Regions from separate parts of the Homo sapiens genome. Here region 1 is linked to region 2. Evidence: read pairs that join two places in POLR2A ChIA-PET (ENCODE). Cell type or tissue: OCI-LY7. All regions are shown on one strand. Each heading gives the region's core, and the rest is flanking DNA. Links, peaks and the distances in the headings are about the cores only. Region 1 overlaps C1orf167 (chromosome 1 open reading frame 167). Region 2 has its middle 5.4 kb from the start of NPPB.

Region 1 (4,383 bases), core at 249-4,248, 96 kb before region 2:
ACCTCTGGACCGGCGGCGGCCAGCCATTCTCCGCCCACCCCCAGCCCAGCCAGCCTGTCCTTGCTTCCTCGGATGGGAGGAGGAGACGCCTTCGAGGCCACAGGGAAACTGCGGCTTTCTTGGAGACCCCGGCTAGTCTCTCAGACTCTTGGGCACAAAGCAAGCTAATGTCACCTGAGACCACTTTGGGGACACGGACCAAGGATTCCCTTAATCCTGAGCAGGGGCTCCCTCCTGCCCACCCCCTAGGGTCAGGGGACAGCTGCTCCCCCTGGTCTCAAGATGGCAGGGCACAGAGGGGTGACCCCAGTCTCCCTCGAGGGGTGGGAAGCAGGGGGACCGACCCCTGTTCCTCAGCCTTCTCCAACACAGCCTGGGGAGTCTCACCCAAGCAGAAAGGAGAGGAGGGGGCCCCGAGGGAGCGGGTCCACAGGGAGGAGGAGAGGACAGCTTTCCATCTGTCAGACACAGTCCCAGCGAGCAGTGCGTCGAAGGTAGAGGCCCGGGGAGGCTGGAGGTGGGGTAGGGGGTAGGAGGTGTTGCTCCAGGGCAGGGAGGCTTGGCAGGGGGTGCCCTGTCCTGCCTGCTGCTTGGCCTGAGAACTGTGTTATGTACTCTTGCTTTCCCAGAACAAGGCACAAAACATCACAGCCCCAGAGTCTGAGGCAATCTGGTGAGGCCATGGCTGGGTGGGGACAGGGGTTGGAGTTGGGGGACACGTGCTCAGGACTCCGCTCCCATTTGCCTGTCCAAATGGAGATGAGGGCCTGATGGAGAGGAGGCAGGGTTTCAAGGAAGAGGAACTTACTACCTGTCCCTGCTGGGGGATGAAGGGAGCCTCCAGGGCCCCAGGGACAAGAACGAAGGGACTGATGCTCATGGGTTTGGGACACTGAGTGTCCTGAACTTCCAAGGCCACCCTGGGTTTTCGGCAAACAGGGCAATCTCTGGCTGGATGCGGTGGCTCATGCCTGTAATCTCAACACTTCGGGAGACTGAGGCAGGCAGATTGCTTGAGCTCAGGGGTTCAAGACCAGCCTGAGCAACATGGCAAAACCCCGTCTCTACAAAAAAAATTACAAAAATCAGCCGGGTGGGGTGGTGCATGTCTGTAGTCTCAGCTACGCAGGAGGCTGAGGTGGGAGGATCACTTGAGCCCAGGAGGTCGAGGCTGCAGTGAACCGTTATCATGCCACTGCACTCCAGCCTGGGTGACAGAGCAAGACTCTGTCTCAAAATTATATATATATAAAAGAAATAAAGAGGGCATTCTCCCACCCCCAGGGCCTTGCTTGTGTGGGGTTTCCAAGTCCAGCCATCAGTAAGAGGGAAGTTCTTCCAGTCTGCAGTGTGATACTCCTGTTGTGGCGTGGGTCATCACCCTACTGATTGCTGGAAAGGCATCTCAGAGGGTATCCAGCCACTGGGCTGTCCCTGGGGATAGGAGGGCAGTCCACACCCTGATCAGCCCTGGTCTGTCCCCAGCTGGCAGCTGTTGTCCAGATGTTTTCGATCCTGGAGGCACTTGGTGAAGAGGCAGCGGGAGCCAGCGGCGGCGGCAGTGGCACTGGGCCGCTGGCAGCTGTTGCGAAAGTGCCTTCAGGCCTTGTGGCTCCGGGAGGCTCAGCTGGAGGCAGCATGGGGGCAGTACACAAAGGTTCTGCTGGTCCGGAGCTTCCGAGAGGTCAGCGGTCTCCAGGTTGGGCCAGGGGGCCGTGTGAAGCAGTGGTGTGTCTGGGGAGGAGACTCAGTCTACGGAGAGGACACCCACTGGGCATAGGTGGCACCTCATGAATGATCAGCAGTAAAGGGTGTAGTTGTGAGTCCACACACCTGAATCAGCTCTGCCTGAGTTCAAATCCTGCCCCCTCTACCACTTTCTAGCTGCGTGACCTTGGGCAAGTTACCTAACCTCTCTGTGCCCCAGTCTCTTTATCTCTAAAATGGGATGATGATGATAATAGAACATACCTCTCTCAGGGTCGTTGTGAGATTAAATTAATAAGGGACTCAGAACTCTGCCTAGCATATAGCAAGCTAGTAGATAAGTGGTTGCTATTTTTTATTAGAGGTTTGCCAGCCAGGGCTGGGAGGGAGCATCTGTGTCCTTCCCTCCTTGGGAAAGGGGTGCTCTGAGAGGGTCCAGTCGCAGCTTTCATCTTTTAAGGAAAGCGTTGCCTCTTGGGATGCATCGCTCTATATTTGTTCATTCATTCATTCCTTCATTCCCAAAGAAGGAATGAATAGGCAGAGTAATGGTTAAGACCACAGGCTGTGGAATCTGATAGGCATGTGTTACTCCTGTCCCCGCCCCTGCCTGGTGTTCCCTTGGGAGGCAGATTCAAGGCCAACATCTCCTTTCCCCTTCTCTCTTGAGCCAGTGGAGAAACCTGGCTTTACAGCAGAAACAAGTACAGCCCCACATGCAGGCTGGGCCAGGGTCCCCGCCCTCCAGGAGAGCCCAGGGCAAAGGCCTCTCCTTGGGAAGAAGCACAGTGGTGGACCCCGCCCAGAGAAGCAGGCTGGAACACACCAGGTTGGTCAGTGTTGCCTGGGAAGCCGGTGGCCTTTCTTCCCCAACTTCCTGCCTTGCCCCCACTACTTCCTCATCCCCACAAAAGAATGGGAATGAAATAAGCAGATGTGGGCAAAGATTTATGCAAAAAAGATGTCCATCATGGCATCATTTATAATTGTAAAAACTTCAAAACAGCCAGGCACGGTGGCTCACACCTATAATCCCAACACTTTGGGAGGCCTCGGCCAGGAGTTAGACACCAACCTGGGCAACATAGCGAGACCCCGTCTCTAGCAAAAAAATGTAAACATTTAGCCAGGCATGGGGGCATGCTTGTAGTCCCAGCTACTCTAGAGACTGAGGCAGGAGGATCACTTGAGGCCAGGAAATCAAGGCTGCAGTGAGCTATGATCATGCCACTGCACTCCAGCCTGGGCAACAGGTCAAGACCCTGTCTCAAAAAAACAAGCTGAAAAGCAGCCTAAATGCTCAACAGTGAGTGAGGAAATGATGGTTTGACCATGTGATGAACAATTAGCAACCATCCAATATGATGTTTAGGAAGTTTTTTTTTTTTTTTGAGATGGAGTCTCGCTCTGTCGCCCAGGCTGGAGTGCAGTGGCACAATCTCAGCTCACTGCAAGCTCCGCCTCCCAGGTTCACGCCATTCTCCTGCCTCAGCCTCCCGAGTAGCTGGGACTACAGGCGCCCACCACCATGCCCGGCTAATTTTTTGTATTTTTAGTAGAGACGGGGTTTCACCGTATTAGCCAGGACCTCAAGTGATCCACCTGCCTCGGCCTCCCAAAGAGCTGGGATTACAGGCATGAGCCAGCCACCACGCCTGGCCAGGAAGATTTTTTACTGGTTATGTTTCCAATCATAGCAGTAATGCATGCTCAATTTGAAAAATATTCCAAATAGTTGGAAGTCTATTAATTAACTTGAAAGCTTCATCCTTTCATAGCCCCCTCCCTGGAAGTATTTTTATGAATATTTGCATAGCATTTTTTAAAAAAAAGGGAAAATGGTGTGGCAATGTTAAATTTTTCTTAAAGGAGCATAAAAATGTATCCAAAATATTTTTCCCAACCACATAGTTGCATAGAAACCACATGGTGCATAGAAAAAGGACCAGAAAGAAAAAAAAAAACCTGAAAATGTGCAATGTGAAAATCCCTAACACTGCTGAACTGTACACTTAAAAATGGTTACAATGGTAAACTTTCTGATGTGTATTTTACCACAATTAAGGAGTAAAAGATATTTCATTTAAAAATGCTAAAATGGAAACTATGCTTATCTCTGGGACAGTGGGATTAAAGTCGGTTATATTTTTCTTTTTTTTTTTTTCGAGTCAGAGTATCGCTCTGTTGCCCAGGCTGGAGTGTGTGGAACAATCTGGCTCACTGCAACCTCCGCCTCCTGGGTTCAAGCGATTCTCCCGCCTCAGGCTCCCAAGTAGCTGGGATTATAGGCACACACCACCACGCCTGGCTGATTTTTTTTTTTTTTTGTATTTTTGTATTTTTAGTAGAGATGGGGTTTCGCCATGTTGGTCAGGCTGGTCTCAAACTCCTGGCCTCAAGGTATCTGCCTGCCTCAACCTACCACAGTGCTGGGATTATAGACGTGAGCCACTGCGCCCGGCCTCTGGTTATTTTTTTCTTTATTTCCCCAATTTTCTACTACAGTTGGGTATTTTTTTTTTTTTAAACAGAGCCTTGCTCTGTCACCCAGGCTGGAGTACAGTAGTGTGATCTCTGCTCACTGCCACCTGTGCTTCCCAGGCTCAAGCAATTCTCATGCCTCAGCCTCCCGAGTAGCTGGGACTACAAGTGTGTGCCACCACACTGGCTAATTTG
Region 2 (4,383 bases), core at 301-4,300:
AAAATCATGTTCTTTTAAGCCAACAAGCTTGTGAGACTTTGTTTCAGCAGCAATGGGAAATTAATAGAGTATATGTCAAATGCCAAGCATAGTGTCTCTCCCATAGTAAGCCCTCAGCAAATGTTGTTATGGTAGAAGTATTGGTTCCCCACCACCATCCAACTCTAAGTGCTTAATCTGGCCACACAGAAAGAAATAAGACCCTTAAGTCATTCAACAAACTTTCACCGAGACCCTGGGGTCACAGTAGCCCAGACCCAAGACTGAAATCACAGTCTGGGCTCAATTTCACATCAACTTCTTGCTACCTTTGTGTGTTGGGCAAGTTGCTTCCTCTCTCTCCTTGTTTTCTCATGGCTACCTCATAGGGTTGTTGTGAGCATAAAATGAGACTGTGCAGGTTAAAATCTAATATTTCTGCTGGAAGGTGGGGATACATAACGGACAAGAAAGTCCCTGCCATTGAGAAGCTTACAGTGCAGGGGGAAAGGTGGGCACAATCACAGGCTCCCCAGGCTGCCACAGTGAGTGACAGATACAGTGGCAGTGAGTCCTGGATGCTCTGTGAGCACAGCAGGAGTGCGCAGTCGAGAAGGGAGTTTGTTGGAGAAGGTGGGGCTGGGCTAAGGCTTTGAAGGATAAGAATGAGTTAGCCACAAGAAGGAAGATGGAAGATGGGGAGGGCACTCTGGGCAGAGCAGATGCACAAGCAGAGGCTAGAAGGGCTGGTTAATGGATCAGCTACCACCCCTATGCTCTCTGCAGAAGGAAGAAGCTGTGCAGAATACAAGGTTTGACTAGTCAGAGAGTAGGACTCCAGCTGCAAGATTTTTCTGTAGCTTCCCTCTGGCCTCAATCTCCAGTCTAGTCCTGGGCAGCCAAAGTGGATGGTATGAGAGCACTGGGCACCTGGGGGAAGCAAAGGAGGAAACAGAGGAGCACTGACCCAGGAGGCAGGAGGCAGGCTCGTCTCTGCCCGTGGCTGACTCACGGTGTGGCTCTGTTCCAGGGATTCTTTTTTTTTTTTTTTAATTTTTTTGAGATGCAGTCTTCCTCTTTCACCCAGGCTGGAATGCAGTGGTGCGATCTCAGCTCACTGCAACCTCCGCCTCCTGGGTTCAAGTGATTCTCCTGTCTCAGCCTCCTGAGTAGCTGGGACTAGAGGCACGTGCCACCACACCCAACTAATTTTTTATTTTTAGTAGAGATGGGGTTTCACCATGTTGGTCAGGCTGGTCTCGAACTCCTGACCTCAGGTGATCCGCCTGCCTCTGCCCCCCAAATTGCTGGGATTACAGATGTGAGTCACCGTGCCCGGCCTGTTCCGAAGATTCTGCTCGGTTTGCTTCTCTGTTCTAGGATGGTTTCCCTTTGTGTAGAGTGAAAGGATTAGACTAAGGTTTCTGCCAGGCACAAAAGCCCTAGTTGTAATAAGTCAACTCACCCTATATATATACTATACACATTTTTTTTTGAGACAGAGTCTCACTCTGTCACCCAGGCTGGAGTGCAGTGGGGCTACCTTGGCTCACTGCAGCCTTGACTCCCCCAGGCTAAAGCAATTCTCCTGCCTCAGCCCCCTGAGTAGCTGAGACTACAGGCATGCACCACCACACCTGGCTAACTTTTAGAAATTTTTCATATTTTTTGTAGAGACAGGGTTTCGCCATGTTGCCTGGGCTGGTCTTGAATTCCTAAGCTCAAGTGATCCTCCTGCCTTGGCCTCCCAAAGTGCTGTGATTACTGCTGTGAGCCACCACGCCTGGCCAGCTTACCAGCTTACCCCATTTTATAGGTGAGATTGCTAGCTCCCACTTCCCCAGTAGTGCCTCTGTCTTCTGTGACCCTTAGACTTCCTCCAAAAGCCAGAAACCACCTGCATAGGGCCATCAGGCCCTTCACAGCTGTGGCAGACATGCAGGTGTGCACACAAGTGTGTGTGTGTGTGTGTGTGTGTGTGTGTGTGTGTGTGTTAGGGGGTGCTTTGGAAACCAGCATGGGTCTGTAGACCTTCTCTGCTCTTGAAGTAAATCTCTAGACATGGTTAACAGAGGGAGGGCTGTGCTTGGCAGCTTGAAAGAAAATAATTACTAATTCCCACCACTCAGTCTGGTGTGGTGGTGCACACCTGTAATCCCAGCACTTTGGAAGGCCCAGGTGGGAGGATTGCTTGAACCCAGAAGTTGAAAGCCAGCCTGGGCAACATCGTGAGACCCTGCCTCTACAAAAAAAAAAAAAAGAAAGAAAGAAATTAATTAAATAAAATAAAAAATAGCCGGGTATGGTGGTGTCACCTATAGTCCTAGCTACTTGGAAGGCTGAAACGGGAGGATCACCTGAGCCCAGGAGCCCAGGATCACCCCACTACACTCCAGCCTGGGCGACAGAGTGAGACCTTGTCTTCAACAATAACAACAATAACAACAATAACAAAACCAAAAACTTCCAACCCTCCATGTCCAGCCTCACCAGCAATTTCTGAGCATAGAAATTACTGTGTGTTGCCAGGTAATATTCTCTCTCTCTCTCTCTGTCTCCCCCGCCCCCCACTTCCTCCCTCCCTCCCTCCCCTTGCTTAGGAACAAGGGACTCTGAAAGGGTCACCTTATCCTTCCTACCACCTCCAGAAAGAACTGTGCTTCACCCATATTTTCCCCATCGCTGGCATTCTGGTGACAGCATTCAAGTCCCTGGATCCAGCAATGCCTGATGTCAATCTACTTTGGACTTTGCAGTTATGTGAGCCAATAAATCTGCCCCTTCGACCTCTTTTTCCCCAAAGCAACTTAATTAGATTTCTGTCACTTCCATTCTAAAGATTCTTAACTGACAGTCTCCAAAAGAAACTGCCTGCCTTTTTCTTAGAAATGTTTGAAAACAAGATATTTCAGCCCTCGATAACAGCCGGAGTCTCAGAGTCTTTGCAGACAAATGTCCTGAACATTGTCTGATTTAACTCTCTCCTTTTGTAATGTGAGTTAGTCCCCTTTGGTCAGACAAAAAGCAGAAAATGTGTTCAACAACCTTAAGGAGCTGGAGAGAAAAATCAGAAGCCTGGCTTTCTTCATGTCTCTCAACAGCAGGGGCATGGCTCAGCAGGTGTGAGGCTGCCGGAGAAAGGATAAGAGGTCCGTCCCAGAATCTCGCCCTATCACCCAGGCTGGAGTGCAGTGGTGCAATCTCGGCTCACTGCAACAAACCTCCACCTCCCGGGTTCAACAGAGTCTCATCCTCAGCCTCCTGAGTAGCTGGGATTACAGGCGTGTGCCACCACACCCAGCTAATTTTTGTATTTTTAGTAGAGACAGGGTTTTGCCATATTGGCGAGGCTGGTCTCAAACTCCCGGCCTCAAGTGATCCGCCTGCCTCAGCCTCCCAAAGTGCTGGGATTACAGGTGTGAGCCACTGCACCCAGCTGAAAGCATGGTCTTAAAATGAATGATGATGATGGGGAGTATTGGAGGAAAGGGGTGGGGGCATCTTCTTCCTCGTTAGTTTCTACAGGATCCATAATTTCCTCCTGTAGTTGTTTGCCAGGGCTGCAGTAACAAAGAACCACAGACAGGGGGCTTGAACAACAGATGTGTACTGTCTATCAGTTCTGAGGACTGGGAGTCCAAGATCAAGGTGTGGGTGGGGCTGGTTCTCCTGAGGCCTCTTTCTTTGGCTGCAGATGCCGTCTCTTCCTGTGTCCTCCCATGGTCTCCCTCTGTACATATCTGTGTCCTAACCTCCTCTTTTTTTTTTTTTTTCTGGATACAGAGTTTCACTCTTGTCACCCAGGCTGGAGTGCAATGGCGCAATCTCGGCTCACTGCAACCTTCACCTCCCGGGTTCAAGCGATTCTCCTGCCTCAGCCTCCTGAGTAGCTGAGATCACAGGCGTGCACCACTACGCCCGGCTAATTTTTGTATTTTTAGTAGGGATAGGGTTTCTCCATGTTGGTCAGGCTGGTCTCAAACTCCCGACCTCAGGTGATCCACCCACCTCGGCCTCCCAAAGTGCTGGGATTACAGGCACGAGCCACTGTGCCTGGCCTCCTCTTCTTATAAGAACACCAGTCATATTGGATTAGGGCCCACCCTAATGACCACATTTCAAAGTATAGGTTGGTGCAAAAGTCATTGTGGTTTTGGCCATGAAACGTAATGGCAAACTGCAATGATTTTTGAACGAACCTGATAATTACCCCTTTAAAGGCCCTGTCTTCAAATATAGTCACATTCTGAGATACTGAGGTTAACTTTTTTTGAGATAGGATCTCACTCTGTTGCCCAGGCCGGAGGACAGTGGTGCAATCATGGTCCACTGCAGCCTTGACCTCCCAGGCTCAAGCAATCCTTCCACCTCAGCCTCCTGAGCCGCTGGACTACAGGCACACAC

Evidence for each region. Peaks named below come from ENCODE experiments on the same cell type or tissue, not always from the same donor. Only the 100,000 strongest peaks of a DNase experiment are listed, where the experiment ranks them.
Region 1: POLR2A ChIA-PET joins it to region 2 with 9 read pairs; 2 of 35 experiments call an interaction of 5 or more read pairs at or near these places.

The regions. Positions count from the first base shown.
Region 1 is chr1:11,766,592-11,770,974 of GRCh38, forward strand. C1orf167 (chromosome 1 open reading frame 167) reads left to right here. Exons shown (of 21, transcript NM_001010881.2): 3 at 1-494; 4 at 630-673; 5 at 1,486-1,684; 6 at 2,382-2,536. Among named protein-coding and RNA genes, the nearest start is that of C1orf167, 6.6 kb to the left of the region's middle. In OCI-LY7, for the core only: no CTCF peak of the experiment used is centred there; no DNase peak of the experiment used is centred there.
Region 2 is chr1:11,862,120-11,866,502 of GRCh38, forward strand. No RefSeq gene overlaps it. Among named protein-coding and RNA genes, the nearest start is that of NPPB, 5.4 kb to the left of the region's middle. In OCI-LY7, for the core only: a CTCF peak has its summit at 3,557; DNase peaks (open chromatin) are centred at 1,882 and 3,582.